Regions from separate parts of the Homo sapiens genome. Here region 2 is linked to region 1. A link is a loop called in an ENCODE intact Hi-C map of the cell type or tissue named here. Cell type or tissue: dorsolateral prefrontal cortex. All regions are shown on one strand. Links, peaks and the distances in the headings refer to the core of each region. The heading gives the core; the rest is flanking DNA.

What was found. Hi-C counts contacts between places; a loop is a spot of excess contacts. Peaks named below come from ENCODE experiments on the same cell type or tissue, not always from the same donor. Only the 100,000 strongest peaks of a DNase experiment are listed, where the experiment ranks them.
Region 2: a loop joins it to region 1, with 6 times the contacts of the local background. A loop is called at or near these places in 5 of 110 quality-filtered maps.

Annotation. Positions count from the first base shown.
Region 1 is chr3:181,566,549-181,579,236 of GRCh38, reverse strand. The region is part of intron 4 of SOX2-OT (SOX2 overlapping transcript); the gene reads right to left. Among named protein-coding and RNA genes, the nearest start is that of SOX2, 140 kb to the left of the region's middle. In dorsolateral prefrontal cortex, for the core only: no CTCF peak of the experiment used is centred there; no DNase peak of the experiment used is centred there; H3K4me3 peaks cover 6,611 bases; H3K27ac peaks cover 8,000 bases.
Region 2 is chr3:181,448,719-181,461,406 of GRCh38, reverse strand. The region is part of intron 3 of SOX2-OT (SOX2 overlapping transcript); the gene reads right to left. Among named protein-coding and RNA genes, the nearest start is that of SOX2, 260 kb to the left of the region's middle. RefSeq lists an enhancer at 6,407-6,908. In dorsolateral prefrontal cortex, for the core only: a CTCF peak has its summit at 6,877; DNase peaks (open chromatin) are centred at 4,026 and 6,446; H3K4me3 peaks cover 3,966 bases; H3K27ac peaks cover 5,826 bases.

The DNA of each region.
Region 1 (12,688 bases), core at 2,963-10,962:
GATCATTCCTTTTTTTTTCTTTAGAATATACAGGTACATTCCTTTAAAAATGAACTATCAATACTTATTCCTTACATAATTTTCAAAATATTATATAGGAACTTTTTGGTTTTTATTTTTAGCTCATTTCAGAAAACAACAACAGAGAATTAAATTGTATTTGATGAGTTCAGTGCTGCTCTGAGGGGGAAGAAATGTAAAAATCAGCAGCCATGGAAATAACCAAAGCCTGGAAGGATCTTCATGAGTGATAATCTAAGTTGGCAAAACTCTGGCATGGTTCCTGAGGACCCCGGGAGGCCATTCATAAAGGAACAGTGTTGGACAGGCTCCTGCAGAAGCACTCGGCAAGACAGATGATGTCTGTCATACAAAGGCCTTGGAAAGAAATTAGTTTAAGGCTTTGGCCTCATCAGGAATAGACCAAACTATACAAATAGGGTCACCTCCCTGACCCTCCATTCATCCATCCATCTATCCATCCATTTATTCACCCATCTATCCATATCTGTCTGTCTGCCTATGAATATATTAAAAAATTACCAGCTATTAAGTATCACATGCCCTAAAGTGCTCAGCAAAATGGACTACATGAAGTGAGTGCCCTCTACAAGACTGCTGGTATATGTCATCAGTTTCTATTTCATAAATGTTTCTGGAAATTCAAAGTAATACATGAGCAGCCATCAGGAATCAAAGTAGATTCAGCTTTTTTAAACAATCATAGGTTCATGAAACTGAGAGGAACCTTGTGCAATCATTTAGGAAAAGAAAAAAATGGATTTTTTACTCAAATGGAAAAAAATTATTTATAGACTTAAGGTTTCTAAAAGAATAGAATACACACATAAAAAATAAACACAATCTACAGAGTACTAGAAAGAGTACTTTTAGTACAATTGACTAATATATCTACAAATAACAGGGATGCCTTTGTCATAAGTAATAAAATTTTACTCAGACATTGCTTACTATTTGAAAATGTTGCCTCTGAACTTTCAGGTCAATAATACAAATTATATTAAGATTTCTTTTAGGTACAAAATTCTAACAAAATGCCATGAAATAATATCCTGTAAAAAATCAACAACAAATAGCAGACTGGGGAAAGAGCAACATTTAAATAAAATACCTTCAATTTTCCCTGAACTCATGTAATAGCTTCCATTTTATCATATTTTTACAGTTTCCTTGACAAGATCAGGAGCAAGCCCCTTATTTTAGAACATGTAGTCACTGGACAGTATTTTTCTCTTGAGATAAGGTTATCTCCTGACTTTTGAAAGATTATTTTGACCATCATCTTGCTGTTCTCATATAAATCTTACTCTCATCCTGAAATGAGACCAATTCCAATATCAACCCTCGGTCACAAATTATCCATGACCAAAATCATTACACTGGGAAAATGAAGTTCAGACTAGTGTGTTTGAATTATGGTATGAAGAAAGTCATTGAAAAACTCTGTTCTTTGGGTTTCTATTATCTTAAATCCTGTTTTATTCAACTGCTCCAGTGGTGGAAATCATGGTATAACCCAAAAGCTAAAGGCATAAAGTTGTTTTCAGTTTTGGGTTGTTGTTGTTTTTATAGGAAAATACGGCCCAACCAAAACAAATACAACTTTAAGTTTTACAGATAAAAAGATAGATCAAAATATACTCCTTCAGAGGAAAAAATGTACCTTTAAAAAGGAAATGTGGCCAAATATTTTAAAATAGTGAATATTTGAATGAGTAAATGAATGAATGAATGACTCTATCAACTAACTAGCTTTGCAAAAAGTGCACTGCATACCCAATAGTATGGAAAACTTAGTGCTAGTTGTGAAGGAGACAAAGATGCATACATTATAGAAACCATTAGAAATTAAAATCCATAAACACTCTAGACAAATGAGCAATATTTAGAATCTTCTCTTTGCAAAATTTTTGAGTTTTTTCCTTTTAGCTCTTCTCCTCAAAACATGCATACTTTATTTGTGCATGTAGTAACCATCTAAAGTAATGATTTTTCCAAATTCTTAGTTTATTTTCCATTCTTACTTGCTGAATAATCCTTCCTTTCCCTCATTGACTACTTATGTTACACATTATTATACATTAAATTGTATATATAATATATAATATATACATAAGTAGGATGTATACATACATAATATCTGAGCTATTATACACTAGGCTAAATTATTATTTCAGCACTACTCTTTTTTTCTTCTTCTTTTCTTTTTCTCTACTTTTGGTAGAGATAGGGTTTCACTATGTTGCCCAAGCTGGTCTTGAACTCCTGAGTCGAGATGATCCACCTGTCTTGGCCTCCTACAGTGCTAGGATTACAGGCATGAACCACCATGCCTGGCCTCAGCCTTATTCTTTTAATTATTGTAGCTGAAGTATGTTAAAAAAAATGTGTATGGGCCAGGTGCAGTTAGGCGCAGTGGCTCATGCTTATAATCCCAGCACTTTGGGAGGGCAAGGTGGGAGAATCACTTGAGCCCAGTAGTTAGAGACCAGTCTGAGCAACATGGTAAAGCCCTGTTTCTACAAAAAGTGCAAAAATCAGCCTGGTGTGGTGGCATGCACCTGTAGTCCCAGCTACTAGGGAGGTTGAGATGGGAGGATCCATTGAGCCTGGGAGGTCATGATGGCATCACTGCACTCCAGCTGGGATGGCAGAGCGAGACCATGTCTAAAAAAAAAAAAAACAAAAAAAAAAACCCAAAAAAACATTTGTATGGTTTGGCCAGTCATAGTGGCTCACGCCTGTAAGCCCAGCACTTTGGGAAGCCATGGAGGGGGGACTGCTTGAGGCCAGGATTTTGAGATCAGCTCGGGCAACATAGTGAGACCCTCGTCTCTAAAAAATTTTTTAAAATTTGCCAGGTGTGTTCGTGCGCACCCGTAGTCTCAGCTACTCTGGAGGCTGAGGCAGGAGGATCACTTGAGACCAGGAGGCTGAGGCTGCAGTGAGCCATGATTAGGGCACTGCACTCCAGTGTGGGCAACAGAGTTAGACCCTGTCACTAAAGAAAAAAAATGTTTAAAAAAACAATGTGTATGGTTACTTTACCTTTAGTACATTTCTTTTTCAAAAGTTTCTTTGCATTTTCCCACGTTTAGTACTCCAGTGCATTTTAGGACCCCCAGCTCTCAATTTGTTTAAGATATTTATTGTAATAACATTAGATGTGAATATATATATATATAATTTGGCAAAATTACTGTCTTTATAGTGTTTAGTTTCCCTAATCATGCATATGATATAACTGTACATTTATTTATTTATTTATTTTTGAGATGGAGTCTCGCTCTGTCGCCCAGGCTTGAGTGCAGCGTCGCAATCTCTCCTCACTGTAAGCTCCGCCTCCCGGGTTCATGCTATTCTCCTGCCTCAGCCTCCCGAGTAGCTGGGACTACAGGCACCCACCACCACGCCTGGCTAATTTTTTTCTATTTTTAGTAGAGACGGGGTTTCACCATGTTAGCCAGGATAGTCTCAATCTCCTGACTTCGCGATCCGCTTGCCCTGGCCTCCCAAGGTGCTGGGATTACAGGTGTGAGCCACTGCACCCGGCCTATTATTAGTTGTACATTTATTAAAATTTTAAAATTATCTTTTAACAATTTTTTTAGTTGTCTTCATATAAGTTATGCACTTTTCTTGTGAAAGTTTTATAGAGCTATTTAGAGTTTTTGTTTGTTTGTTTGTTTGTTTTTTAGACAGAGTCTGTCTCTGTCACCCAGGCTGGAGTGCAGTGGCACGATCTCGGCTCACTGCAACCTCTGCCTCCTGGGTTCAAGCGATTCTCCTGCCTCAGCCTCTTGAGTAGGTGGGACTACAGGAGTGTGCCACCACACCAGCCTAATTTTTGTATTTTTAGTAGAGATGGGTTTTCACTATGTTGGCTGGGCTGGTCTTGAACTACTGACCTCAGGTGATCAGCCTGCCTCAGCCTCCCAAAGTGTTGGGATTACAGGCGTGAGCCACTGCATCCAGCCTAGAGATTTAAAAGTATATTTGTGTGTGTGTGTGTGTGTGTGTGTGTGTGTGTTTCCAATAGGACTTCTTTAAAACTTCTATTTTCTAATGAGTTATTGAGTTGTTGCTAGCATACACGTATGCTATCGATTTTTCTCTATTTAATGTATATTAAATTTTCATTTTTCTGGCCTTTCTCAGTTTTCTAATGATAATATTTATAAAAATGGAAGTGGTGTCTTCTAATATTTGTAATTCATATTTCTGTTAAAAGCTAATGATACAGTTAAGAAAGCAGTAATGGCAGCCTTACTGAGGTCCATATTTCAACAGAAATAGATATTTTAAATGCTTGTGACAGAGGTGAGTACAGAATTTTTTGTAGATTTCAAGCACATAGAGTCGGACTGAGCTGAATTCCAATTTTACTTCTTTTCCAAACTTATAAGATTTGTGTTATGCCTCTTAATACATGGCCTTTTAAGAAAGCAAAGCAGACATTGTTTCTTTTCTTCTTTACTATGAATATTGCTTAGTCCATTAACAAATTATAGCAATCTTATAGCTAACATTTTACTCTTTCTTAAAAAAAAAAAAACCAACCAAGCAAGCAAACAAACAAACAAAAAAAAACCTTTACTCAATATTATTCAGTGCTTAGAGGGCAAAATAATTTATAATTTCCTTAGGGAAATTGTTTTTCTGAGTTTTAAACTGTTCCCATTTCTAATTTTGTGTTGATTTCCCAAAATCATGATATGTAGCAAATCACTTGTGAAAAGCATCCTTCTAACAAACTAACTTTCATTTGTTTGTTTCCTTCTAATAGTTTATATTTGACCATGACAATTTTTTCAGCGGTGCCTATTAAGAACTTAGCTCTATGGTAATGAGCTAGAAGAAATGCTGAAGAAACACAAGCAATGCCTTTAGACTGTAAATAAACAAGAAGCTAAGTATGGCACCTGTATCAGTAGGTTTTATTGAGGAGATCCTTGAAGAATGAGTAGCATTTAAAGGAAAAGATGAAGGAGGTTGAGGGGTACTGTTGTACCAGGAAAGAGTGAAACAGGCAAGCTCAAAGGTAGTCCCTGGTTAGCATGACTTTAGTACAGAAATGGCAGGTGATTTTTGAAAGGTCAAGGCAAATATACCACCTTCACTCTATTCCCCACTCATACCACTCCTGTAATGAATATCTTAGTTTTATTTTTACCCCAAATAAAGTTATTTAAATAATATGAAGGAAATTTGGTAAAAGTTATTACATGTCTGTTACTATTAGATTCCAACCAAAAAAGGAAGAAAATAATTAAGAAACTAGTGACATATTAAAAATGTAAAATGACTACAATAAAGGGTTCACAGACTACAAGGTACCTTATATCTAAGCACCAACCCTTCTTGTTGAAGAAGATTCATTTATGAACTGATTTTGATAATAGAGTAAAACAAACATGTAATTTGTTAAACAACAAGGATTTATAAAATCATAGGATTAAGTCTTTAACCTTTATTCATAGTGAATTAGTTGGGATAAAGTTTAAAATTTATTTTAAAGAGATATTTTCAGAATTAAGTAGTTTACAATGGCCCAGTCTAAAGGAATTCACCTCAGGTTCAATTATGGCCAGCTTCTCTCATTTATCCGTGACAACTGACTTCAAAACAACATATATTATTTCATTCTTGAATTAGTTATGGAAAAAACCTAATACACACAATCTGTGTACCTTTAATTGCATCATAATATATTCATTATCTATTCAAAATGGGAAATACAAATAATGCATCTGAATAGAGTTCTCACTTTGGGGAGGCACAGAGAAATTAGTAAATTAATGTAGAGGTTGATTAGTGAAAGATACCCTATTGACCTGAATGACTTCACCTGCTGTGTGGTTTATACACAGTGACGAATTTACAGACTGAAAATCTTATTGTTTATTCTGTCTTTCTCCTAACATATTGCTCAAAAAGCCTTTCAAAACAGTGTAATCACTAGTATGCATAGACATGGGACCACAATAATTCAGACAAGCAATTAAAAAGAAGTGAATTCCGAGTTACATAGCATATGAAAAAAGGACGAGTTTTGCTTAACTTTTATAGTACAAGGAGAATCAAGAATCAAATGAATAGTTTTTTCCCCTTTCTAAAAAATCTATTTTATTTATCTTACTTTAAGGAATAGTTTTTTACATGCAACTTTTCTATTGCATTTTAATTCATCTTCTAGAATCACCTATGGAATATTTGAGTGGCAGAAGGAGAGTACAACCTTAAATCAACGGTTCGGAAAGGGCTCTACAGATCCTTGACGCCCTTTCAGGGGGTCTACAAAGTCAAATTTACTTTTATAACGATATTAAAATGTTACTTGCTTTTTTTTTTTTTTTACTGTGTTGGCACTTTGCACTGATGGTGCACAAGCAATAATGGATAAAACTACTCATGAACTTAAGGTACTGGCACTAAGCTATACTACTAGTCAGTGTATTCTTCACTTCCACACACTTACACTAAAATAATAAATAGCCAGTTTCACTTTAGGGATGTTCTTGATAAAACAGTAAAAGTCATTAATTTTATTAAACCTTGACTCTCAAGGGCATATTTTTAACATTCTGTTTGACAAAATGGGAAATCTGCATAAAGCACTTGTGTATATTGAAGTCAGATGGCTATCTCAAGGAAAGCACTGGTGCAATTTTTGAGTCACGAGCAGACTTCATAATAAAACCAGTGATGGTATTAACCAATGTGGTTTAATTTTTAAATACGGCATAATAAAATGTATTAATATGTGGAAGATTTGAAGTGAACAGATATTTTCCAAATGTGTCTAACATGTAATACTTCAAAATCATCGGTATATAAAAGATCCATTCTAAGTGCCAAATAAACTAACGGTGTTAAAATACAGTGTATAGGAATTTCAGGCCAAAAGTGGTGGCTTACACCTATAATCCCAACACTTTGGGAGGCTGAGGCAGGAGGATACCTTGAGGCTAGTAGTTCAAGACCTAGGCAACATAGCAAGACCCTGTCTCTACAATTTTTTTTTTTTTAATTAGCAGTTGTGGTGGCATGTGCCTGTGGTCCAAGCTCTAAAATAGAAATTTAAAAAAAAATAAAAATTTTGTTGATATTGTTTCAAACTCCACTTTGAAACTAACCTTTAAAAACCATGTTTGTAAAGTTTCGGTGGTGTATCAATAAATAATAGACATAATTATCTGAAGTGGCTATTAAAATATTCCTCTTTTTCCACCCACATTTGTATGAGGTTAGTTTTTAAAAAATAGACTTCAAAATAACATATCACAATAGATGAATTGCAAAGCAGGTATGCACATTTAACTGTCTTCTGTTATACCACATATTACAGAGATTTGAAAAAACGTAAAATAATGCCACTTTTCTCAAGAAACAATTATAGTTATTTTAAAATATATAGTATTTATGTTAACATGAAATGGGTTTTTAAATTGTAATTTTAAAATAAAATGTTAACTGTTTTAGAAGTTTCTCAGTTTTAATTTTTAATATGATAACTATTGCTAAACATAACCCACATAGACAAAAGCTCTTTGAGGTCTTCAGTAATTTTAAAGATGTTTCTAAGAGTTCTAAGGCCAAAAAAATTGAGAACCACTGGTTTAAATAAATGCTTTAAATATTTACAATTAGATTTTTTTGGCTTTTTAATAATTTTATTTTTTTTAATTTTGTTACTTTAATTTCCCATAGCACGTTGGCGATGTTGAAAACAAATACAAATACAAGGATGTACTCATTTTAACATTTTATGCATGAGCACGTGTCACACCAATTTTGGGGGCAACAGTTTTGACTACAGGAACAAATCTAAGCAATCGACAAAAATAGAAGCCGGATAACTGGCTCTGACCCCTACCCCCAACGTTTAAGATATGTCAAAGGACACCTGAATTAGGTTAAAAAAATCAAGTTGATATGGGTATTTCAACAGTTTTCTGTGCTGCAAAACTGAAAATAAAACCATTTAATACACAACCCATTAATATCTGAGTTACACTGTTAGGAACTCTGTACTCGAAGATTCATAAAAAGTTGTCAGCTTTTAAAAATAAACTTTAACTTATTTAATAATCAGGTGAATTTTAAAAGAGAATTTACTCACAACTTGAATTAGATTTTTAAATTTGTTTTTTAATTGCCAATATTGTTTGGTGTACAACGTGATGTTTTGATATATGTACACATTGTGGGATGGCTAAATTAAGCGAATTAACATATGTATTACCTCACATACTTAACACTTTTTCGTGTTGTGAACACCTAAAACCTACTCTCTTAGCAGTTTTCAGTCATATAAAACACTATTCACTATAGTCACCATGTTATAAAACAGATCTTTTTAACTTATTCCTCTTCTTTAGCCAAAATTTTGCATGTTATTTTTTCTACCCTTTTTTCTTTAAGAATATCTTTTTCTTTAAGAAAAAAAAATAGACTTATTTTTTAAGCTCATGTCCAAATGAGCATAATGGGTTTTGTGTAGATCACTTCCATTTTCAGCCCCAACACTCACGTCCATGCTTGACCATGCTGCTAGCCCTAACCGTGACTATATTTCTCATCTGTAAAATGACAATAAAATAACATTAATAGTAATACCAACCTCAGTAGGGTTGTGAGGATTAAATACAATAATCCATGTCAAATTCTTGAGCACAATACCTGGCACTGAATAAGCATTTGTTGTGTTGTTACCGTTTTGTGACAGTTTCCTCCTTGATGTCATAGTAACAAAATGTTAATAATACCTTGACTATCTTTTGAAGTTTTCGGATATCCATATAAATGTCTCGGACAACATAATCCAAATGTTCTTCTACTACTGCTTCATGGAATTGTAGGTGAAACGTCTTAAGTGAAGATTTTCATTGGTCTTTTAAAATAAGGTGGGCAAAAAATCTTTCTTTCTTTTTTTTTTTTTTTTTTTTGTCTTTGGGGAGGATTCTGCTTTCTGAGCATTGGCAATGTTCAGTCTTATGATTCAGGATTATGTTTGTGTTCAGTCCTTTTTAATGAATAGATCCGGAAGAAATATTAGTACCTGCTGATGACACCTTGGCTTCAGTACAATTGAGAAAAGACGTTTGTTTAAGACATTGAATAATGTGTCTTTTGATACAAGTCAGTCAATAAGAATTTCAATATTAATCAAAATGAGGGAATGACCTCTTATGGAGAGCAGACTGTGTCACAGTATGTACTATGCAGTTACTTATAGTAATCTTCAATCTTCCTAACAAATCGAAGTATGTATAGTTATTTCAACTTTATAAATGAGGAAACTGAGTCTCAGAGAACTTTAAGTAACTTTCCTAAGATGGTGAAGAGGAAGAAATAAGAACAAATTAAATCTTTTTGGCTGACAAAAGAGGAGGTGAGAGGAATTTTCAAAGATGACAGATAAAGAACATTACAAGGGTGGAATGTAATGACATTAGTGACGTTCATTTGTTCTTTGCTAACTATAAGGCTACAAAGAAAGTGGAGAGTTTAAAGTGCCATATATAACAGATAATGGGAAGCACAGCTTGATTGTAAAAACACTATGGCTGTGCCTGTAAAATTCCAAAACAACTGTCAGTTAAGCATACTCAGTGGAAAAAGTCAAACTGTTTATTTGATGTAATGCACACAAAATAGTCACTTGGTTGGGCATAATTTCACTTTCCACTTTGAGTTTTCATTATAGTTGAACGGTCTAGAAAAAAAATGTGCTAATGTAGGTACTAACGCTACTTGGATTCTAAGAATTACTGTAAACCTAACTTTGTTTTTTTTCCCTTTCACATCCTTCAAAAGAGTAATGTATGACAATGAATTAGTACAAGTGAAAGTTGAACCATGTAAGGTGCTATTTTTTGATAATCCTATGATAATTCAGCATATATGAAGTTCAGAAATTTTATCATAAATCTCTGAATAATTACAAATCAGAACTCTGAGGAGAAATTGGATAAAAAGCTAGAATCCCCTTTCTGCACTCAAAACAGGGGCTTATAAATTTAAACATGTAGCTTAAATAATGTAATAGCAAATGTTTAAAATAGTATTAGTGAGATATCCTGCCATAGCCCCCTGTTTTTCTCAATTTTCATATTTTTATGACAAAAATTAAACATTTTTAGCGGTAAAGAAGTCATAAAAGCTGTAACAACAGGGTAACAGTCTTTTTTAAAAACGTTTATTTTAGGTTTCTGGGTACATGTGCAGATTTGTTATACAGGTAAAGTTGTGTCACAGGAGTTTGTTGTGCAGATTATTTCATCACCTAGGTATTAAGCCTCAGGTATAATTCTTAATGGTTCTTAATGGTTACTTTTAGGCACTGAGGAAATCAGATGGATTTCTAAATATCTTTTTTTAAAGAAAACAGCATACTCATTTATTCACTACTCTGACAAGCCTCCAGTTTACTAGAAAGGTACAGAATAAATACGACAAGTTCAGAGGATTTTGAAACCTTAAAACCATTTTCTAATTGTGTAAGCTACATGTTGTTTAATCATTAAAAGTGATTAAATGACAAAAAAGTTTATATAAAATAAGGTACCTAATGAAAAGCTTTTCGCATTTAGAATACCAAGACTTACCAAATTTGGAAAGATGCAATCAGAAAAATAAGAGAAATGAATCCAGAATTTCCCACATTTGAAGCACAGTGTACATGCCTTGACAGAAGAGAGGTTATATAAATAACTTAAAAACCCTAATCTGAGTCACAAGACACATGGTTTCCTTTGTGTCTCACACGGAGACTCTGTTATACCTTAGTGGAAGAATCTAAACAGTGGAACTTACATGCTTTGAATCAAAAGATCCCCAACTTTATACACTCTAAGTACACATGGTGCTTAAAAAGTCCGCAATTCATATAACTTACACTAGCCAATAATGTAAGACTTTTCTGACCTCCAAAATGCTGCTTAACAGTCAAGCTGACCTTATATTTTGAAATGTATAATGGAAAAGTGCATGTAATATTTTCAAGTCATATGGTTTTATGAATTAACTAATAAATCTTTTTTTTTTCTTTTTGTGGAATTTTTTGTCTGATTTTTTTTTCTGAGAAAATGTGTGTCTGATTGAAAATTTCACATTTAGTATTTATTCTAAGTTTCCAGACCACAGATTTTGGCATTATTATGAAACACGTTATGAGGCTTGGTACTGGCTTTATATTTAGCTTATTTCGTTGGCTTAAATAAGGACATTAGTTGTTAACAATGAAACTTAATTCATATCAGGTGAACTAGGGACTACATCTGGGACTTGTCGTAACTTGATGTTCCATGGGTTTATTTCAACAAGGAAAGGAAAAGCATTTTAAACCACAGCTCTGATTCAGAAATGATTCTGAATTCAGTTGTTCTGTAGCATCTTGGACCTTGTCCATGTATCAATTATGACACATCTCCCTCCCACATCTTGCCCTCCCAATTTGAAATAAGCACAATGTGTTTTTATCACTCTCCAAGTATTTAAATTTGCATATGGTACTTAAAAGCATTTTGTTTTTCATTTGCAAACTTCAGATTCATATTTTTCCAAATAATGTGTCTTCGTGTGAAAAATTACATGTAGAATATTCTGTTGGTAAGAGTTATTTAAATTATTTACTGGCTCTTTTTCAGTTCCCTGGAAAACACGGAGGGTGCTCTCACTATTTGTCTGGCTTGTCTGGCTTTCGCACAACTAGATTTGAAAAATCATGTTGGAATGTGAGTCCAAAGCATCAAAATTTGTGAAAGCAGAGTGTTATCCCAAAAGTGTCAAGCAGCCAAATGGTACCAATTTCAACAATGGCACTAGAGTGTTTTTCTGAAAGATAGTTTCTGTTTTAAATCCCTGGTTTTTTTTTGTCCAGCATCTATAGTTGTCCCAGAGCAGGACAAAGATCCAGCAGCACCTAAGCTTTTATCTTTTACTTTCTTTGGAAAGTCACTTGACATTCCTGCTGCATTAAAAAAAAAATTTGTTGTTTGTTTATTAGACCCATTGATCGGACATAGTTTTGGGGGGTAGATTAGTATTTTATGAAAGATTACATATGTTTAGAAAAATAATAAGTACATTTTATATTTATGTACAAACACAAATCTAAAAGATCAAAGACAAGATCTAGGTTGAATATTATTCATCATTCATTCATTCATAAATATTTATTACATATATACAAGGCAGTTGGCAGGCTTTGTGAAGAAGTATATAGATGAATCAGACACAAATCTATTTTCATTTCTTCCTATTAACATTACTGAAAAATATATAGATAGCTAAATGGGGATAAAGGAAGGAAAGAAGGAGAGAGAGAACAGGAATGATAAAAACAAATGTGGCAAAATCTTAATGATTAATAAATTTTGAAATAAGTTTATAAAGGAGTGTTTTGTATTATTCTAGATTTTCTGTATATGAGATATAATTTTACAATTAAGTTTTTGAGTGTCTGCTCTGAAAAAAAAAGTAGCTCAAATACCTAAGGAACAGACAGTTTGTGAGGTTTAGGGTCCTACTCAATTGTGGGAACTTCATCTCAAGTCTCTTTACTTCCTTACCGTTTCTGAAATCATTCTTCAAAGTTGGAGTGCACTCAATAAATGTATAAACACCGAATCCTTATTTTTTTTTCCCTTTGGAATCCCAATTT
Region 2 (12,688 bases), core at 2,691-10,690, 120 kb after region 1:
GAACACGGCCTTACCATCTCATTTTAGACATCTGACTTCTAGAACTGTAAAATAATGAATTTGTGTTGTTTTAAGCCAGTAAGTTTGTGGCGAGTTACTACAGCAGCAGTGAAAAAAATAATACAGAGGAGGAGGAGGAATTCTGTCCAGGAGCAATTTGAAATGATCTGATAGGGAGCATTGTGCCCACTTCAAAATCCACACACCGGAAAACTCATCAAGAAAAGCCAATATCAAATTGCCATGATCCACATTTTTATTAAATTTGAAATACATTTCTTAATCCTATTTTCTTCATATGCAACCATACTTTTTGTTGTGTAAAATCTTCTTAAATACAAACTAATTGTCAAATATTATTACTGTCAACAAAAATCTCAGGTTAAAGCAAATAAATTAAGATCTGGGCAAACATTTTGGAAAAGCTGCCCACTATGGTGATATTGACTGGCTTTCCAGGTTTGCAGGTCTTGGCTTGACTACGGTAACTTTCAAGTACTTTTCTGGTAGATTCTTGAGTATAAACATTTAGTATTATGAAAATGTCCTTTTGAGGGCTGAATATTATGCATTGTCTATGTTGCCTTACCAGCCACCACCAGCAATTCTGATAAACAAAAGGAGAGCCACTGCATTAAAACACTGGTCACATTTTGATTTTTTAGGCCTTGCCTGGAGTGTCCCCTGACCATCTCTGGTTTAGCTTGTAGAAATTTTCAAACCCAGATTCCAATTCAACCTGAACATCAAAGGCCTAGAAAGTACAGCTTTTACCTTACAGTTCTATGGTGACTCTCTTTCAATTAGCTTAGACTATTAGCCTTGAAATTAATTAGACCTAGGGAGGTGGTCTATTTATAACAGTTGTTCAATAAATCCTAGTTCTCTTTACTGCAGATTATACATAAAATCATTAAAAGATGGGAAGGCTTAGATTAAAAGCCAAATTAAACAATTACAATTTGTGTGTCTATGGACAACTTCTTACCTTCTGTGAGTTTTTAATTCAGAAATATGTGCCAGACAACATAAAAATATGTTCCTACAATTTTTTGGTAGCATGCATATTTTCTAGTATTACAAGTATTAGTGACATTACTATGAGGGATCAATCTGGACCTATTAGCCAGTTCCAACGGAGGCACAGTCTCCATTAATGACTAAACACTATGAGCACACCTCTACCGGAACAATCACCTGCAAAACCTAGAGAAAGCTTTTTCAGCATACTCCTCTAGGAACGGTACATACTGCTTAATCGAATCATCTCCCTATAGATAGTTTTTATTTTAAAATATTTAAATTCTGTCGACTAAATGTAAAATAAATATCATAAAAATCTCCTCCTAATATTCCTAAACTATGCCTTCAAATGAAGTTTTGGGTCTATCAACAAAGATGAGTCAAAGACGTGGTGCCTAGTGTCAGTGTCAGGGACAGCAGCAGGCCATGGGGCTCATGGTGAGGCTGAACTGATGAACCAGACCTTCTGTGAGAACTTTGGCTTATCAAGACCCCAAGGGTGTATATGAAAACAGCAAGTGATATTTATTTATTTTCTCTAAATACATTTTACATGAGTCCCCAAATTCTTAAAAGGATATGATGAAAATCTTACATTGGAAGGTCGCAGCTCCAGTGTCTGATCTGGGCAGATAATTTGGACAAAAACAAGTACATATGTATCCTTCTAAAGGAGATGCACCCTCACCACCCACCATGAAAAGTTGAGCATCTCAAGAGTAATTCAATCTGTTAAGTAACAGTTAGAAAAATACATATTTTGTATGATAACTTGTTTTCTTAAGCAATATGGGAAGTTGGGCTGCTTAGCTACTATTCCCGTGCTTCTGTGACTAGAACCCCTTTATCTCACCAGAAACAAATTTTAGCCTGATAATTTTTTCTTTTTTATTGTTAAGTGCTATGTTTTATTTCCAGGTGAGTTTTACCCCCAAAACATGAAAATTCAGTTATATCAGATTTTTTAGGTCCTCATATGTGGTTTGTATACCAAGCAAAGTCTAAGAGATTATTTTCACCATTAATCTTTGCAACTAATAAAGATGGATATAAACAAACAGTCTTAAAACCAGAGGTGGGCATTTCACTGGTAATGCTTTTCCATAGCTCCTTGATGAAGATGATCAACTAAAGGAAAACTTCTGCATGATCTATTAATAGAGAATGAGGATTAATGAAGGATTATGTCATAATGATTCTGCCTGCAGAGTAGCTTCAGTTCTGGTCCTTTGCTGCCAAAATACAGTTCTCATTTCCAACAAACAAAGTCTATCTGAGAGAAAGCACAGAGCCCCTTTAGAACTGGAAAGTCCTGTGCATAATAATGAATGTCTAACTCTTCTTTTGCCAAAGAGCTTCAGCACTTTCAATGTCATAGGTCAATGCAGTGATTCAGAGGGGGCCTGATCCTTATCTAAGCTTTTGCAACAAAATTAGAATGTGCTGTAGTCTTATTAAAGAAATGTTTGTTCCTCCATCAATGAGCTGAAAAGAAAGCAGCTCAATGTACTTTTGCAAATTACAGCAATAAACTGCTTGAATTAACTGCTTTATTACAAATATTTAATTATTCTGAGGGTTAAATATCCAACATTTTGGAAAGGCAAAAATTAGCAGTCCACTTGATAACCTACTTCATTTAAAATCTGCTACAACGGTGTATTTTTTTTTTTAATTTTTAAACAATTCCAATTTTCAGTTGTCTTTATTGTGAATTCAGCCAGTTTCCATTTGGAATTAAAAAGAAAAATACATATTGCCCTTGATTTTGAAGTAAGATGTCAAGAAAATTAAATTCATAACTCATGAAGAATATAAAAGGCAGAACTTGTTTTTACTTCCTAGTCACAAAAATGAAAAAGGACTCAAAATATCAAGTCAAGGTCAGTCAAACTTTGATTAAAACCTATTTCAAGATTTCGATAAAATAACATTATCATCATTATTAAAATGGTTGCTGTATAAATGTTGCTTAAAGTACACTCCCCTTCAAAATAAAAGGGACCATGAATTAAAACTTTATGATAAAAGAAAAACTCGGCAAATACATATTGAACAAAAAGCAAATGTTATCAAAGGAAAGTTTTTTATTCCAACAAAATAAAACTCAATTCATAATCCAAATCTGCTTTTTTTTTTCATTTATTAAGTGGTACCAAGAGCAGATGAAAGTTATTTTTAAAAATGGATAACTTTTTCTGGGTTATATTCTTAAAAAATAAGAAAGTAGAGAGCATTTTGCCATAGAGCAAAGAAAAATATTACAATAACAGAAAATGGATCAACCAGGATATGCTTCAACAGAGGGACATATCAAAGCATTATTATAGTCTCTCTCCACTTACTGTTTGGATTCACTAATCTACATCACTAAATTGACCATTCAGTGCCAGAAAATCTGCCATGTAGGTCTCGACTTTTCATAGCAGCTCTTAAATGTGTATTCGGAAACTACAAAGTGCTGAATATATTTTCAGCCTTTTTGTACTACGATTTACAACTAATGACCTTAAGCAATGTCATGCATGTAAAACAAAATTATGAGACCACCCTGGTTTAGAGCCGAATAAAAGTATAGAATCAAACTTCATTATCATTCAAATTTAATAGGGGAGAAGAACAACAATAAAAAAAATCCATAGTAATATAGATAAATCTGTTTTGCAGTTTTACTTTGTAAAAATGTCCTCCTTTGCTTGTATTTTGCTATTACCAGCTCAGGGTAAGTAGACAATTATTTAAGCTTAATACCAAAAGTAATAATGCACTGTACACATTCAAAATCCTTGTTTCGCATCAGCCAGTGCCTATGGGGATAAAACATCTATCAGTTGTTCCTTAGCGTAATAGCGAGTTTGAAAATTTGACCGCCCAGGCCGACATTAGTGAAATCATAGTTTTAGCTTGATTCAGAACCCAACACAGGAAATCTTGATACTGGGATGACTCCATTGGCAGCGTGCCTCCTGATGCCCACAAGAACTGCGGGCTACTTTCTGTCCCACTACTTCCCATGAAAGAAGTCCTTTTACTTCCCTGCTGTAGTTGGCACACTGCCCTTTTCACGGACCCAACGAACCGTCATCTTGGATGTAACAAATTAGTACATTCTCAGAATAATAATAAGTGCAGGCATGAAAACACTATTGTTTTTATTTGGAAATGAAGTAACTCATTTTAGCTGGGTGACTTTTTCAGTGTAGCACCATAGGCCAAAAAAGAAAAAATCTTTTCTGAAAAGAATGGTCAATTTCAGGAGAGACATGACACATCATTTGCTGTAAAAATCAGATAAAGGGAAAAGAATAGAAAAAAAAATGGCATTTGTTGTAGAGTAGTTAAAAGAAAATAGGAGGTTCAAGGGAAGTACAAATGTAAAACAAATAATGTATCCATTTCAAAGTACAATTAGAGAAATAAGATTGGAAATAAGTACTATATGGAGTTGATTTTTGATATCAGATTAAAAATCTATTAACTGATTTTTCTGCTTGTAACTGCAAAAAATATAACTAAAATTTTTTAAAAAAGATCTTCAGGTATATTAGAAAAATAGTTAAGTGTAGAGAATGTTAAAACACTAGAGAATAACACAAACATGTTTTTATATGTTAATGATCACGTCAAAATTTACTTTCAGTTTTCAAAAAGATTTCTTTCACCACTACATGTGTGTAAGCATATGCCCGTGCATTTCCAGCCTTAGGATTATTTTTTTTACTAACTATGTTAATAGGAAAAGAAAAAAGTTAATATTAGCAAATTTGCATATAAGTCAAATTTACTTCAAAGCAGAGCCATAAAATTTATATAAAATACTTTTTCTTATTATTCTGGAAGGGCCATCATCACCTTTCAATGCCAAGAACTCTGAAAACTATAGAAACTATTGTAATGATAGTCTTTATGACAGCTTCAACTGAGATTTGAATAGCAAGCACACTTTTAAGTAGACAATAAGATGAAATTAGAACTGCCAAGAAGTATGAAATAGTAACCAAATAAATATATTTTTTCAATATTCCAGACATTGTCCAATGTAGATGTCAGCTCAAAATTATAGTCTAAAAATCAAAACAATCATTCATATACTTTCTCTTTGCTCTAGACCTGATCCTTTAAAACAAATTATGATATTTTATGTAAAAATGTACCACAAATTTACTAAACTTTCTGGTTCAAATGAGTTCAAGAATATCTCATTATAAATGGAGACAGTCCTGAAAAGGCAGCCAAGCATGACTAAAAAGATCACTCTTTTACACAAAAAATAGCCTTCTTATTTTACCCTTTGTTGAAAAGACATTTGGCCAGCCACAGGGGAAATACATAATCTACTTTTATATTCAAATAATTTATTTGAAAACTCTATGGCTACAATGACCCTAAAACAATTCTGGATTGAATATACATATGACATGGGTTTATGTGATCTTAATCATTGACTTGTTTTCATGTGTTGGCAATGATTTTGGCAATTCTTTTTTAAAAAAGAAAAACACATTCATATCCTTTATAAAAATTACCATTAAGTAAAATTATATCTGAAATGAAATAAGATGGTATTAATGTGGTATAGTTCTGTAAATAATTTTATGCATACAGTCAAGTTTGAATATTGCAGTTCTTTTCACACAACCATCTATCAATTTAATCTAATATACATTCCAACACACAATCTCTCTGGTAACAACATGTCAAAAATTATGCCATCATAATTTGCCTTTTTGTAAAGACAAGAAGCAAAACTTGAACATTTCAAGATTTTAAAAACCTGCCTCCACATAGATTTGCTCCTTTCAATTCTGTGAATTTTTATTTCAGTGTTTTGACAATAAGGTTGATTTTATGAACTCTAAGCTATGGTGAACTTCACTATGAGATATCTTCCCCACCCCCACCCCAAGAGCCAAAAACGCCAGCAGTAAATGATGTTTGTCCATTTACTTTAAGTAAGACACTGTTTCTTTCATTCAGTTGCTCAATATCCAAGATTATATAACAGCAGAGAATAGCATACACTGAGGAGGAAAAGCTTAAAGCAATTAGTTTTCTCCTAAGTACTTTAGCCCTCCTTATTTAGGTTTTTAAAAAACAGGCAATCATATAATGAATTTCAAGCAGCCATACAAAGCACTTTAAAAACTGTTTCTACAGTCTTAATTTCCTTTCATCATTGTACACATAAAAAAGAGGAAGCAGCTATCACATTCATGTCCTAAAATTGATCACTCAGATACTTGGGAAAGTTTTCTATGCTGTCCACCCATGCTTTTTTTTTTTTTCCTGATTTGTCAAGGTACAAATGAAATATTTCCAGCTCTGATAAAGAAGACCAAAATGTAAAATGTCGACTTGTCTTGCACATTCTGGGTGCCTCCCTAGACTCTGCCACTCTCCCAGCAGAGCGGAATGAATATCTGGGCTAACCACACATTTCAGGACAAAGGAACTAATTCATGGGGGAGGGGAGACCACACACCATTTATAAGGTTTGTTCAGTTTACAAGAAAACTATTGTCAATGCTTTGTTGATTCATTATGAAAGACCCTGCGTGACAAAAAAACAAGTGACCACCTCCTTGCTGAGTTTCACCAGCATACTCCCTGCATTCAAGAGCAGCCCAGGATCTCCTGCGCTAATTGTTATTTAAAGAAACTGCAACTGTAGGTACATGAGATAGCTCTGATCACAGATAGAGCCATCAGGTTGAAGATTTGATGAAACTGGCTCTGGTACCCAAAAGATCGCACACAATAGCACAGTGCTTGCTATTGCTGTCAAAACTCTGATGTGAAGAACCAAATTCCACTAGAGGGAGTGAAAAGAGCCCGGAAGGATCATAGAGATGCTGACTCTATGCAGGGTCCCACCACTAGGACATTTTAGTCACTACGAAATCTTCTTGTCTCCCCACCTACAAAATGGGACTAAAATATAAAATATTTTTTAAAGGAAAATCACCTTAAAATCCTTTGTTGGAAAATGCTATACAGTGCACAAGTATTATCTTCATCATCCATTGAACCTTTGTACTTTTTTCTCTGTCCTGAGGGAAATAATAAATTGACATATTTTCTATCATCAGAGACCCTTTTAAGACCACAATGTGATTGCGCTCCAGTATAGCTCACACTTATCCCCATTAAAAACACACAAAGGGGTGAAAGCAGGGAAAGAAATAGGTAGGCATAAAGGGCAGCTCAGATATACTGTTGTACAACATGGGCGCTCTCTCCTAACCTGCCCCAGCCTCTAAGATGGGGAATGAACCACCGCACAAAGAAGTCTGCAAACGGGCCCTGCATAAGTTCCAGTTGAAACTGGCTGCTCTGTGGGTAAAAGCACACAGGTTGCTCTCCCGAGTGGCCATTTGATTGCAGATCAGCTACGTGTTCTTCTACTGCTCCAACAACCCTGAATGGCGCCCTGTATCTTTTTAAGTGGTTGGTTTCGTTGGAAACATGGGACAGAAATCTGTTCCTCTTTGTGGCACTCACATAGTAGCATTGTAGGTTTTTCTGTTTTTTTCTCCTTCTTCTTTCTTCTATAAGGAATAAAGGCTCTTAAAAAATAAACCCAGACCTCCATTAAGACAAGTTTCTCGGTGGCCTGGGAGAGGGGAGAATCCTTCCACTTCACATTCCTGCTCCTTCAGTTTGATCAGCTACGAGATTTCTCCAGGCCACCAAGTAGTTCTAAGAAGAGAATAAAAGTGTTCCAAGGTGGTGGGGAAGCTGGCACTCTTATACATTGCTGATGGAATGTTATTTGGTAAAACTCTGTGGAGGGCAATTTGGCAATTTCTCCCCAAGCCCTACTCTCAGGGGTTTATCCTATAGCTCTGGTCCTGCATGCATGAAATGGCTTATGTATAAGGTTGTTTACTGTAGTACTGTTTGCAATAGCAAAAGATTGGAAGCACCTTAAATACCCATCAATATCCATCAGTAGGGCTGGTTATATTATGATGCTAGGATACAAGGAAATAGGAATGAGGAATTGATATAAAATGATTTCCAAATATAATGTTATGAGGAATAAAGAGTATGAGCTGTATGAGACTCCTTGTGTTAAAGAAGGGAAGGAAAGATTTACATACATTCCTTGTGGGCCCCATGAAAGCAGGGTTCACGCTTGTTTTCATTACTCTTCTGTCTTTAGGGACAGGAAATACTTTGTTTCAGATGAGGAAAGGTCTTAAAATCAGTTTCAATAAATGAAGGAGAGCAGGAGAGTCAAGAATAGATTAAAAAAACAAATTTAAAAAATCTATAGTCAAAGTTATATACAGAACTTGATAGAAAATTTCATGAATACTAGAAAATATTAACAATGGAATTGAGAGTGACTTTTCTCCTGCTGCTTTATCTTTTCATCTATCAATTTTTTCTATGAGGATGCATGTATTTAAGAATTTAGTAACAAAACAAAATGCCACATTGAACTTAAATAGAATCAGTTGTACTTGGTGACTCTTTGAATGCTTGGTTTGGAAGAGGAGGGAAGCAAGGATGGTTCTGAGATCTCCAGCTTAGAAATCTAAGTGGATGGTGTTGAGGTTAACCAAGATAAAGACTTGAGAAGGCTGATAAGGAGAAAGGCAGTGAGCTTCACTATTAAACGTTCCTCAGGGTTCAGGCTGTGAGCTTACCTTAGGGCACCCTGAGAAATCTTTCCAGGCTCCAGTAACCTCTCTATACCCAGTCTACTGTAAAGAATGTCCAGTCATACTTCTACTAAGGGATCATCTGGGAGCTGCCCTTAAGACACAGTCAACCACATTGTTCTTTTATATTTATTTTATTTTTATTTATTTATTCATTTATTTCTTGAGACAAGGTCTCACTATGTTGCTGAGTGTTGAACTCTCGGCCTCAAGTGATCTTCCTGCCTTGGCCTCCCAAAGTGCTAGGATTACAGGCATAAGCCATCACACCCAGCTCATATTTTCTAAAGAAACATAAATTATGCAAAGCATTGTTGACTTTCACTAGTGTTGTTTCTAGCGATATGCAAATAAATGCACTTGTGTAGGACAAAAATTCCTGCACATACTAACTGATTACATAGAAACAGCTGAGGTTAAAAAAGGTGGTGCAAAGCAAAGTTGAGACCCTCTATTTGGCACCCTCAAGGGCCCCTTCCTTATTGATTCCCCAGGGTTACGAGGATATTCGCTGCTATTACCAACTTTGCAACCTGAAGCCCATCCTGCATGTGTTATCCATCAGGCCTCTGCTCCCCAGAGCCTCTCCCTTTTTTTTCCCCCATGTAGGATTCTCTCTTCCCATCTCCAACTCTAGCTTTGCCCTTTGTGCTGAGATTCAGCTCACTAAAGTCTATTTGGCACTGATCCTGTGCCATGTGCTATGTGAGTCCCTGGGACTCAATAGTGAAGAGGACATTGTTTCTGCCATCAACGTGTTGCCATTTTGGTGTGGTGCTGTGACGGGGCAAATACATGGGCTACGGGGCATCTTATACAGAACAGACTTGCTGGCAGAGATGGCATCTGCAGTGAGCCTGGAGAATGCCTAGGAGTTAACCAGGTAAGCAGGGTTGGAACGGTCAGAGTAGAGAAGAACGTTCCAGGTTGAGGAGAGGGTTGGGTAGTGGTTCAGTACTGCTACATACATGTTTCATGTTATTAAACTTGTGGTTTTTGATAGTTTGTGGGTCTATTTTAGTTAATATTAATTATTACTGGAATCAACCCCACTTTTCCTAAAGCCCTAGGAGTATTTTTTAAGCACATGGGATGTTACACAAATTTGAAAATGATAGAATATACTATTTTCATCTCTATTTCAAAATCTCTGATGGGGAAGCATAATAGAATTCCCTACTTCTCGGAAAAATGTAATGGATACTCAGGATTTTGTCCAGTAGAGGGATTCCCAAAGAGTCCCCAGGACTTAATGGACCCCCCAGAAAAATAGAACTATTCAAATGGATTAGGAAGTCTTGCCTTCTCTATTGCCCTCTTATAGCTCTACCAATATATTGGCTATTAAAGGCTTATAAGAGTTCTACAATAAAAATCTTGTTTAATTTTGTTTAAACCAGAGTTTTCTACTTTTATTTTGCTTTATGACCCTCTTTCTCCTTTTTAGACAGTTCCATTATTATTTCAAGAAACTACTGATTCATGGAGCACAGTTTGATACTGATCTGGTGATGAATTCCCTTAAAAACAACATCCTTTCTGTTATTGTTATTACTGTTGCTATTTAATGAGTACTTGAAATATACCAAGCACTTTGTTAAGTGCTTTATTAAAATGATTTTATTTAATCCTCACTGTAACTCTATGACATATCACTGTAATCTTCACTTTACAGTTGGGGAAAATGAGGCCTTGAGAAATTAAGAAACCTTCCTAAAGTCAAACCACCAATAAGTGGCAGAGTTGGGATTCAACAATTTCTGTCTGACTCTAGAGACGTGAACTCCTCTTCTTGCCTGAGCCGTAGAAAAGTGTTTCTTGATGGTGTCTAAATCTATCTTTGGACCAGACTTTTAAAGGGTAGAACAATCATATTATGGAGGGCTGTGAAGAGCAAGGAGCAGAGGAAAAGGTAACTCAGGGTAGAAAGAACAGGTGCCACTTACACATTGCTTCTTCCCACCTGGCACTTCTCTCTTAGGTATTGTATGGTCTCTTAAAATGAGCCTCAGTTTCCTCATCTGATTAATGGACATATTGATACATCTCAGGATTGTGGTAAGGCTTGAAGTTAAAATCTGCAAGGTGCTTATAGTACAATGCTTCAGCATGCTGATCTGAGGTACTAGTGCCTGTCACATGCAAGACACTAAGTAATGCTGATTATGTGACCTTGGACAAGTTTCTAAACCTCGCCATGTCTTTAGTTTCTTCACAGGTATAATGGGGATAATAATGTTACCTACATCATGGTGGTCACTGTGAATATATGACAAGTTAACACTTAGGGCACATAGTAAGCACTGAATGGGTTTGCCATTTTTATTATTTACCTACACATGACTAACACTATGGAGCAGCTTCAGAGAACACACCCAGAATCCTGTCACCAGAATGAATGGCACCACACTTTCCAACTCCAAAGATTCTATTGTCTACAAGCACACTATCACTCTTTCATCCACACAATTGTCATATGCTTCAAAAATATACCTAGACTACAAGTGCTAGTAACTCTTGAGCAAAGTTCCTTAAAATTTAAGGGACGATGATTTTGTAAAGAATAATTAATTCCTTTTTTCAGTGAATACTGATTTGGCTTGACCACAGGTGGCCTATGAAGTTGTATAAATGGCCTGTTACCACTGCCACAGTTGCTTTCTACATTGCCCAACCAAAAGAGAATGAAGAAACAATCTAATTGCTTCACCATCTCTGCCCTGATAAAAGGTAATTCCTAAGCCCATGACATATACACTATTGTGCCATGGCATGGCACCACATCATTGAATTCTCATCAGGGTGAGGAAACACTATCAATCTTCCCATCAACTATGAACACAACACTATCTTCCTAAATTTCCATACAGGTGAGTGCTGCCCAAAATAAAGGCACTTTGGAATGATGTTGAAGCAATTACACAGGAAAACTGAAATCATTGCATCTAACTGGGTGCACAAAAATGGGGTTTACTAATTAATTGCCTTGGTTATTAGAAAATCTTATTTGCTTTAACTCACACTGAAACTTTTTTTTTTTTTTTTTTTTGAGGTGGAGTCTCGCTCTGTCACCCAGGCTGGAGTGCAGTGGCACGATCTCGGCTAACTGCAAGCTCTACCTTCTGAGTTCATGCCATTCTCCTGCCTCAGCCTCCCGAGTAGCTGGGACTACAGGTGCCCAACAACACGCCCAGCTTATTTTTTGTATTTTCTGTAGAGACGGGGTTTCACCGCGTTAGCCAAGATGGTCTTGATCTCCTGACCTCGTGATCCGCCCGCCTCGGCTTCTCAAAGTGCTGGGATTACAGGCGTGAGCCCCTGCGCCTGGCCTCACACTGAAACATTTCTAAACAATATACTTTATTGCACTTATTTCATAAAATAAAATATAACACTAATTCAAAGAGAATAATTTGTAAAACATGGAAAAATATAAAGAAAATTTCAAGGGTCTGAATATTGGTGTCTCTCCCAAATTCATAAGTTGAAACCCAAGGCGACAGTAGTAACAGGTGGGGCCTTTTGGAAGTTGATTAGGTCATAAGGGCTCTGCCCTTAGAAAGAAGTCCCAGAGAGCTAAGTGGCCCCTTCCAACATATGAGGACACAGATACAATGTGCCATCTATGAGGGCTGGGCCCTCATGAGATACCAAATTTGCTGGTGCTTTGATTTTGGGCCTTCCAGTCTCCAGAACTGTGAGAAATGATGCTAAATATTTAAAAGCCACCTAGTCTATAATATTTTGTTATAGCAGTCCAAACGGACTAACGCAAAAATAAAAATCATGCATAAGCATCCAACTTTCTGTTAAAACCCTGCTAATGCTTCAGCCTTTTCAATACACATACATAACCATATACCTATATATGCATATTTCACAAAATTAGAATTCTAGTGTGTATATTGCTTGATAACCTGTTTTTAAAGTGTTGACATTGTATCATGAGCATTTTCGCATCATTAAGTATTTTTCTAAAATATTTTAATGGCTAA